Linked DNA regions of Homo sapiens: region 1 is linked to region 2. Evidence: chromatin loops called from intact Hi-C (ENCODE). Cell type or tissue: sigmoid colon. All regions are shown on one strand. Links, peaks and the distances in the headings refer to the core of each region. The heading gives the core; the rest is flanking DNA.

The links. Peaks named below come from ENCODE experiments on the same cell type or tissue, not always from the same donor. Only the 100,000 strongest peaks of a DNase experiment are listed, where the experiment ranks them.
Region 1: a loop joins it to region 2, with 5 times the contacts of the local background. A loop is called at or near these places in 1 of 110 quality-filtered maps.

The regions. Positions count from the first base shown.
Region 1 is chr11:116,230,665-116,235,054 of GRCh38, forward strand. No RefSeq gene overlaps it. Among named protein-coding and RNA genes, the nearest start is that of LINC02151, 270 kb to the right of the region's middle. RefSeq lists an enhancer at 4,184-4,390. In sigmoid colon, for the core only: no CTCF peak of the experiment used is centred there; a DNase peak (open chromatin) is centred at 2,047; H3K27ac peaks cover 329 bases.
Region 2 is chr11:116,452,290-116,456,679 of GRCh38, forward strand. All of the region lies in intron 1 of LOC107987166 (a long non-coding RNA gene), which reads right to left. Among named protein-coding and RNA genes, the nearest start is that of LINC02151, 46 kb to the right of the region's middle. In sigmoid colon, for the core only: a CTCF peak has its summit at 1,938 (motif pointing right); a DNase peak (open chromatin) is centred at 1,952.

The sequences.
Region 1 (4,390 bases), core at 270-4,269, 220 kb before region 2:
GGGGAAAGCATTCTTGAAGGCCCTTTCAGCTCTGGGACTACCTGATCCTATAGTCTACATTGGAATGTTTACCATATTAGAATGCCGTCTACATTAGAATATACCTATATATTTAAGAATTGAAGGGATTTTCATCTTGAGTCTCTTTTCCTTGACTCGGGCCACATTTTTCACACCAAAAGCAATCAGCAAAGCAAGCGGCAGAGCCTCAGCTCCCGAGGAGAGTCGTTTTCCCAACCCTGCTCCACATTGGACTCCCCTTGAGCTCCTATGCAGTTAGCGGTGAATTCTCCAGGCTAATCACTGGGCTGTGAGAGTTTCAGCCCACCTGTGCTCACCCCCTCCACCCTCAGCTAAGGACTCTGGGCTAACAGGCAGAGCTCTGACTTGGGTTTTTATTTTTATTTATTTTTTCTTGTTATTCCAGATGGTTGCTGAGAGACTGAAGTCTCGGTTGCTTCCAGTGGGACCCTCAGACAATGGCAACTGGAAGGAGAGGCAACCCTGGATGGCACTTGGGCAGCAGAGAGCAGTCAGACCCCAGCGATGGCAGCAGAGGCAATAGGAACAACACAAACAGAGCCCACTGGACTCATTCCATGGACTCTGGCCTGGGGGTTGCCTCTTTTAGGCCTTTAGGTGCAGCTCTTGCCTGGATCTAAACAGGACTATAGTATGGAAAGCTGGAAGAATAAGAGCAGGAGAAACAGACTCTGCTTGGGGAGTCAGGAGACAGACCTCCAGGCCACTGACCTTGGCCAAGCCATTTCTCCTCTCTGGCTCTTAGTTTTCTCATCTGTAAAACCACGAAATGAGGATATAAGCTAATAATCCTTTCTGGCTCCGTCTCTTAAGTCTCAGCCTTCTGGGTATAGTTTTAGCCTCTAGAATAGCATCGACCCCATGGAGTTGAAAGGGTTAATGAATAAATACATGTGAAGTGCTTAGAATGGTACGTGCCACTTAGTAAGTGGTCAATAAATATTAGCCCATAGTTTTTATCCTGTCAGGCGGTCCTTCACCCCCTCTTAAACACTTCAGTGGTATAGAAGGCGACAACAATGGTATGTGGATAAATGTTTACCAACCGGTCGAGTGAGGGTGGGTCTCTGCTTTGCAGTGTTTGCCGATTACCATGGTGTAAATAATCCCACTATGGCTTGTTTGAAACTGCCAACATGAAGTAAAACAGCTCATGAAATTCCTGAAAATGTAACAACTGGTTTTTGAAAACCAGGGCTAGCCAGCTCCAGAGTGCCACTGACATGCAACACCCTTCCATTCTCCATTCTCATTCTATTTAAACAAATGTCTCACTGTTGCACCTCTTGCATATAGAGAGAGACTAGATGCTAATTAAATATAAAGTACTTGTGACTATCCTCCCACATAACACTCTTTTGGGACACCACAAATTTCTTCCCCATCTACCCACTCCCACCTCCTTCCCCCAGCCCTTCAAGCAGAACAGTCTGTGTATACTTTGGAAACATAAACTCACATTATCATTAATCTAAGCCAAGCATCATTGAGAAAGTAAATCTGCTGCAAAGGAACATTTATTCATGTTTAAATTTTGATGATGTGTATATTAATCACTGATGGGCATTACCCCCTTCATGTACCCTTTAGCGTGCCAACTTGTCCTCATTCTCTCTGTCCTCTGCTTTGACCCCAGCCTCCATTCTGATGGCCATGGCCTATCTTGGGATTGCTTTACCTACATCCTGAACTTGACATTCCTCCTGCTCTCAGAAAGTTGGTTATTTACCGACTGAAAATGGAGAGTGAAAAGAAGAAAAATAAAACACCTTTCCCAGTGGAGCCCATAAAAGGCTCATGAAGTCATAAAGACAATTACTGGCAGGCCTATATGGAATACCCTCCGTGAGTCATCTGTCTTCTGCTGGCAATAAAGGCACATAGCAAATTAACCATGAGGGAGGCCCGCTCACTTACCCTGTAATTAGACGGAGCTGCAAGATGCTTCCTTTCAAACTTCACGTGGGAGGATCTGTTTTGGCTCCAGGAGGACCTGCCTGCTAGCCCAGCCAGGCCTGGGCTCTTCCTTTGGCTACTGCCCCTACAGCGCTGAGCCTGGAGCTATGAGACAGTGACAAGGCAGCAGCAGCAACACAGTCCCGCCCCTCAAGGCCCATGCGGTCTGTTTAGAGAGGTAGGCAGTGCATAAAGAAGCAGAGGTGATCATAAGGTTCTCAGACTAGCAGAGAGGCCTTTCTTTCCCACTTCATCTTTCACCACTTGCTGTCATGCACTCTGTGCTCTAGCCACATTGAACAGGCTCTTTCTCAAGTTCCTCATCTGCCTTCTGGCCTCCATACCTTTGCACATGCTGTTCCCTCTGCCTGGAATGTTCCTATCCCTACAAGATCTTGACTTGCAGAGACATAGTGCAAATTACATTTGCACTAAGCAATGTAAATAAAATGACACCTTCCTGACAAGTCTCTAAGAAGATTAACTAGCTTCCCTCTCCCTGCAAAACTTTGTGCAAAATTTCTACTTAGCACTTATCACATTGATTCTAAACACTTGTCTCACAATCTTTTTCCTCTGGATTTCGACTTTGAGGCAGGGCAAAGATTAACTCATCATGGAATTCCATTCCCCATCCCACCTCCATGTCTAGCGTCTAGCTCTGTGTACTTATAAAGTAAGTTCTCAATAAATATGAGTTGGAGGAATAAAATACAAAGAAATAGAATCTAAATCTAGTATAATCTGGATCTGCGATGAATTCAGAAGGAGTAAGGGCTGGATGTAGCTCCTTAACCAAGTCTCAGTCCCAGGGAAGGTAATGGAATTCCAGGACTGATCCCCCTGCATTTGGCAGGGGCAGTTCCCATCCCTTCCCCAGAGGAGATGAGAAGGGGTCAGGGTGACAAAGCCCGGTGTGTCAGAACATCGCTTGAGAGGTTTAGCTCCTGGAGAGCAGTTAGGCATGTAAATTAGCACCGGCCCACAGGCCCTATGCTGAAAATAAATCTGCTGGAACCAAGATCAATCAATGGTTAAAAATAAAAGTTGAGGCAGTGCTAATTCTGTGTTTTCCTGAGCCCAGTGCGTAGGCAGCCAGAAACTTCTTTCCCAGGACACTGTTGAGTGAGCAAAGGGCAAGAGATCATGGGAAAAATTAGACAGCTTACAAGTCTATGCCTGGGATCTGAATCAGTGGCCCCTTTGGGGCAGGGAGGAGTGGATAGAAGAGCTGCATCAGATGCAAGATGCCAGATGAGGATTTTCACGCTGGGGAAAATCATCCTTTTGAAATTCCTGTTACCAAAGCCTGTCCCAAGCTTCCTACAGGACGAGGGAGGAAATCAGAGCAGGGCCTTTCAGTTATGCAATACATATTTATTGATTTATTTATTTAGAGACAGGGTCTCACTATGGTGCCCAGTCTGGAGTGCAGTGGCTATTCACAGGTGCAAACATAGTGCACTGCATCTCTGAACTCCTGGGCTCAAGTGATCCTCCTGTCTCAGCCTCCCTATAGGCACCTACCACCATGCGCAGCTTATTAATTGAGTGTCTACCATGTGTCAGGCACTGCTTCAGATGATAAAGATCCGGTGATGAACAAAATAGTACCAGCCTTCACGGAGCTTCCAGTCCAGGAGTGAACACGGGGAGGCCGGATACACAGTAATTAACGATAATTAATCATTAATTAATGATAATTAACGATTTGCCATGAGAATATACGATAGGGTCCTACCCAAGTCTGAGAGGTCAGAGAAAGCTACCATGAGGAAGTAACATGTGCATTGAGACCAGTAGGATGAGTAGCAGTTTACCCAGTCAGAACAGGAAGACTGTTCCAAGGAGAGCGAGCTACCAGTGCAAAAAGGCCCAGCAGCAGCAAGAAGCTGCCAAAGGAATCCAGCATGGGTACCAGGTGAGTGAGAGAGGAGACTGATGTTTGCTGAAACTTGGCAGCTAGCACATCACCTGTAGGTCACATTGAGGATTTGGACTTCTCTCTGGGCTCAGATGTTTCAGGATGGCTGTGTGTACTTGCCCACTGCAGGTTGCCCACTGCAAGGGTGCTGGGCCCAGGGGATGCGAGGGGGCATAAGTTCCACCTACTTGGCACTCACCAAGCAGCACATCCTGGCACAGGGCTTCATCCCCCAAGAGAGGGCACCTTTTCACATTTCACAAAGGCAACATCTGCTGGCCAAGCCCATAGCACTGTGACCATCCAGTGACAGCATTATTTCAAGTTCCCACTGAGGTGCCTTTGGCACCTGATGAGTATGTGAGACTAGACAATCTCTGAGGCTCCTCCAGCTCTTGCCACCTCTAAGCCCTTGAAAGAAGCAAGCAATTGTATCATAGTGGGGGAGCTGAGGAAATAGACCCAAAG
Region 2 (4,390 bases), core at 233-4,232:
TCCTAATCTCTAGCTGGGAGTGCTCTCTGCTTCCTGAGACCCCCGTGGCATTTGAGTAGCACATTTGGATTTGTGCTGGGGTGGCTTGTGTAAGCTCTTCAGGCTGGAATCATGTGTCATTCATCTATGTATCCCCCACAGCCCACAACACAAAGCCTACACACAGGGGACTTAATGAGCATTTATTCAGCACCTGAATGGATCAATAGATGGATACAAGCCAGGATCAGATGAAGCATCCTCTGACTCTTAGTATCACAACACACTGGTCCTCCCCAGAGCCCTCTGTGCATGTGGCCTGGCATGTCTCACTGCCAAGGTGGCCAGCACTGCCCCCGAGCAGTTTTGACTCTATCTGATGCCCACCACCAGGCTCAGCATGTTTGCTGAGAGCTGCTTTGGCTTGGAGCTTGAGCTGCATTGAACAGATGATGTATGTAAGGGAAGGCAGAAAGCAAGCGAGAGCTTTCACAGCTGAAGGGATCCAGTCCCCGCATTCCCATGGCCAAGGAGAGCAGAGCAAGGATGCTCAGCCTGGGAATGTGTTGTTCTGACTGTTTCAGGATCCTGGGCCAGCCCTTTCCTGCCATGTGGGGGCCTGGTGTGTGCCTTTGCAGCTGGAGCCACCCACCCCGGAGACATGCTCCTGGACACTCGCCGATCACTTTACAAAACCACTGGGTTCAGGGTAGCCAGTAAAATCATGCAGCACTGACACCTTTATTTTACCTGCAAAACTCAGGGAGGGGAAGGTCCCAGTCACCATTTTCATCAACCCACATTTATTGATGCAGTGGGAAAGAGGCACCAGGCTAGACTCTGGCTCACCTACTCCCAACACCTGCACACACAAGTGCAAACAAGTGTGTGCATGCACATATGAATGTGTGTACACCTTTGTGCACACTGTAGCACATGTAGGGTTGAAAACAGAGGCCCTCGGTATTCGTTAAGGCAAACCTAGGTTTCCATTTCCTACTGATTAAATCCATTGCTTTAGTGACCACCTCCTCTGGGGACAAAGGGGTTTCAGGCCTTTGTCCCCAGAGGAGGTGGTCAGCAAAGCAATGGATTTAATCCTTTAAACTATAAGGCAATGAATCTCAAATAAAAATATTTGAAAAGTTTCTCCAAAGAATGTGTGAGTACTGGGGGCCAAGGAGTAGGGCATTGTTTTTAGCCAAGTGTTTTGCATTTGTCTGAGTGGTGATGCCATCTGTCACCAGCTTGGAGTAGAGGAGAGATATAGATAAGAAAGAAGGAAAGGGCCAGGCCCGGTGGCTCATGCCTGTAATCCCAGCACTTTGGGATGCTGAGGCAGGTAGATCATTTGAGGTCAGGAGTTCAAGACCAGCCTGGCCAACACAGCAAAACCACGTCTCTACTAAAAATACAAAAATTAGCTGGGTGTGGTGGCACGTGCCTGTAATCACAGCTACTTGGGAAGCTGAGGCAGGAGAATTGCTTGAACCCAGGAGGCAGCGGTTGCAGTGAGCTGAGATCGCACCATTATCGCACCATTGCACTCCAGCCTGGGCGACAGAGCGGATTCTATCTCAAAATTTTTCAAAAAAGAAAGAAGGAAAATGAGATCTTTTTAGAGCACTTTCCACCTTTGCATTTGTCAGATTTTCACATGTAGTTTGGAATCATATAAATTTCTACCCTCAGTTATCTTTCATCTAATAGAACTTTTTAAATATGTGCTAATAGCAAACAGATAGATATTGGCTTGTCAGGTATTTGGGGCTTTGCATAACACTGCACCTTTCTCTGGAGATATTTGGCAGCAGCCACTGCCCTGTGGGACTACAGAGTTGATCACTCTAAGCAGTGGACCAGGGCCACACAGATAGGCATTAGACCCAATAGGCAAATCTAAGGGGCACCATTCGCACTGTGGCCGTGCAGAGTCGAATATTTGCTGCAAGCATTTTCCAGCAGGTGGCAGTGATGTGTCTCCAGGAAGGAGTTCTGGTTTCTCATTTGCACCAGGCACCACACGAGCTGGGAAGACTGCTGCAATATCCAGAGGACCTGGTGCCCCTATGTCACCTTGGGTTCTTTCCTTTAGCGATATGGTGCTGGGAACACAAAGATGGTCAGAATGCCAGGCCATCCCAACCTGTGTCCATGTGACATATCCACTGTGCTAGCCAGGCTTTGGCAGAGAAAGTGACCTGGGTCTGATAGAGGCAAACTGAGCAGCTGCACGTGTTTTGACTTATATTCTGGACCCAGACTACATCCTGGTGTGGAGGAAAGAATGGAGAGACAAATGAATATCTTCCTCGCTGCTGTGTCCTCAGAACCCAACAGAAAGGGTGCACGATATATATTATTGAGGGAACGGATAGATGGATGGATGGATGGATGGATGGATGGATGGATGGATGGATGGATGGTTGGATGGATGGATGGATGGATGAATGAATTAATTATTCAACAGACACCCACCTATGAGTATGTGCTCTCCTGTCATTGGATATATTCTTCTTCTCTGGTCTTCAGAGAGAGAGAGAGAGAGAAACAGTAAAAAGCAACACCCAGGGACTTCTACCTCTGCAGGAAGGCAAGAACTGCCTAAATGAATTCACTGAAAAGATCTCCCACCAGGAAGCAGCTCCTGGAGAGTTCCCTTTCTGGGGAGCAAATCTCTTCCTTAATCACCACTTGCTGCTGCTCACCGTTACTGCTTGCTGGTCCAGCTGTCTGTCCCACCTCTCAGCAAAGCCTATTTACTAAGCCCATTTGGAAGTCTAAAATGTAATCACTGGCTTCCTCCTCAGAATATTAATATTCCAATAGGACTTCCCAGAGCCAGGCTGGAGCTCCTTGCAGGATTAGCTGGGTGTGGTCCCATCTGTCTCCTCCTACACCAATGCTGCTCAGCTCAAGAAATCCACAGATAAGACAGAAACCAGGCAAAGGCCTGGGCTATGACAGAGACACCTCTGCTGGGAATGACCAAGGTCAGCCTGGCTGTGAAAGAGTCTGGGCTTAGGAAAAAAGGCTGGGGGGTGGCAGGGGTTTAAGGTCAGGCCTCAGGAGCAGAGCTGAGGCACCCAGGGCTGCCTCATCCCACTCTTACCTGCTCTGCTTGATACGACGTCTGCCTCACAATGTCTACACCTCTGCAGGCAGGTCTGCAGCCCAGGAGCTGCTGGGCTTAGTGGACAGTCTGGCTCACAAGGGGACTTAATAAGCACTCAATGAATAGAAGAGCTCTCGGCAACATGACTAAGGCAGAATCCCACTCATTTTTATTTGTCGTAAACCCACCTACTATTCCTTGCTGCAGCAAATGCTTTTTGAGCACCCACTACACATCAGGCACTGTGCTGGGTGCTGGGAATATACCAAAGAACAAAAAAGGCAAGGCCCTACCTTTGTGGAGCTCAGTCAAGTGGGAGACATAAATGAGCAAGGAGTCAATTGCAGTAGAGGGGAAAAAATGCACTGCTAGGACTTGGATCAGGGACACCCAGACTAATGCAAAAGGATTCCTGGAGGAAGTGGCCATTAAACTGATATTTGAAGGATGAGTAGGAGTTAGCAGGCAGGAGAACCAACATGTGCAAAAGCCCAGAGGCCAGAGAAAGCCTGGTGCTTTCTAACAAGTCAAAATTCAGGTTCACTAGAGCTGTGAATGGGAGAATGGCAAGAGAGGAGGATGGACGGAGGCTGGTCTCCAAGAGCCATGTTGTCAGCTATGCATGACTTTCACACTTTGTCCTGGGGACAGAGGGTTAAGCAGGGATGCAACAACAGAGTCTGGGGAATATGTGAGGCCAAAGCAAGTAGGGATTGGGAATTAGCAAAGGAAAATAAGGATTTGGGCATCCTGGAAACCATTTCTGAGCATTTAAAACAAATTCTATCTTATTTGGTCTCCCCTAAGGGATAGGCACACAGGTATAAAAGGTTACAGGGCCAGTGCGGTGGCTTACGCCTATAATCCAGCACTTTGGGAGGCTGAGACAGGCAGATCATGAGGTCAGGAGATTGAGACCATCCTGGCTAACACGGTGAAACCCCATCTCTACCAAAAATACAAAAAATTAGCCGGGTATGGTGGCGCACACCTGTAATCCCAGCTATTTGGGAGGCTGAGGCAGGAGAATCGCTTGAACCTGGGAGATGGAGGTTGCAGTGAGCCAAGATCACACCATTGCACCCCAGCCTGGGTGACAGAGTGAGACTATGTCTCAAAAAAAATAAAATAAAATAAAATAAAATAAAATAAAATAAAATAAAATAATAAAATAAAATAAAATAAAATAAAAATAAAAATAAAAATAAAAAGGAAGGTTTCAGATAACCATCTCTCATAAACTTCACACTTCAAAAGGGTTTTCATGTCCACCTCCTCAAGTGATACTATCATAAT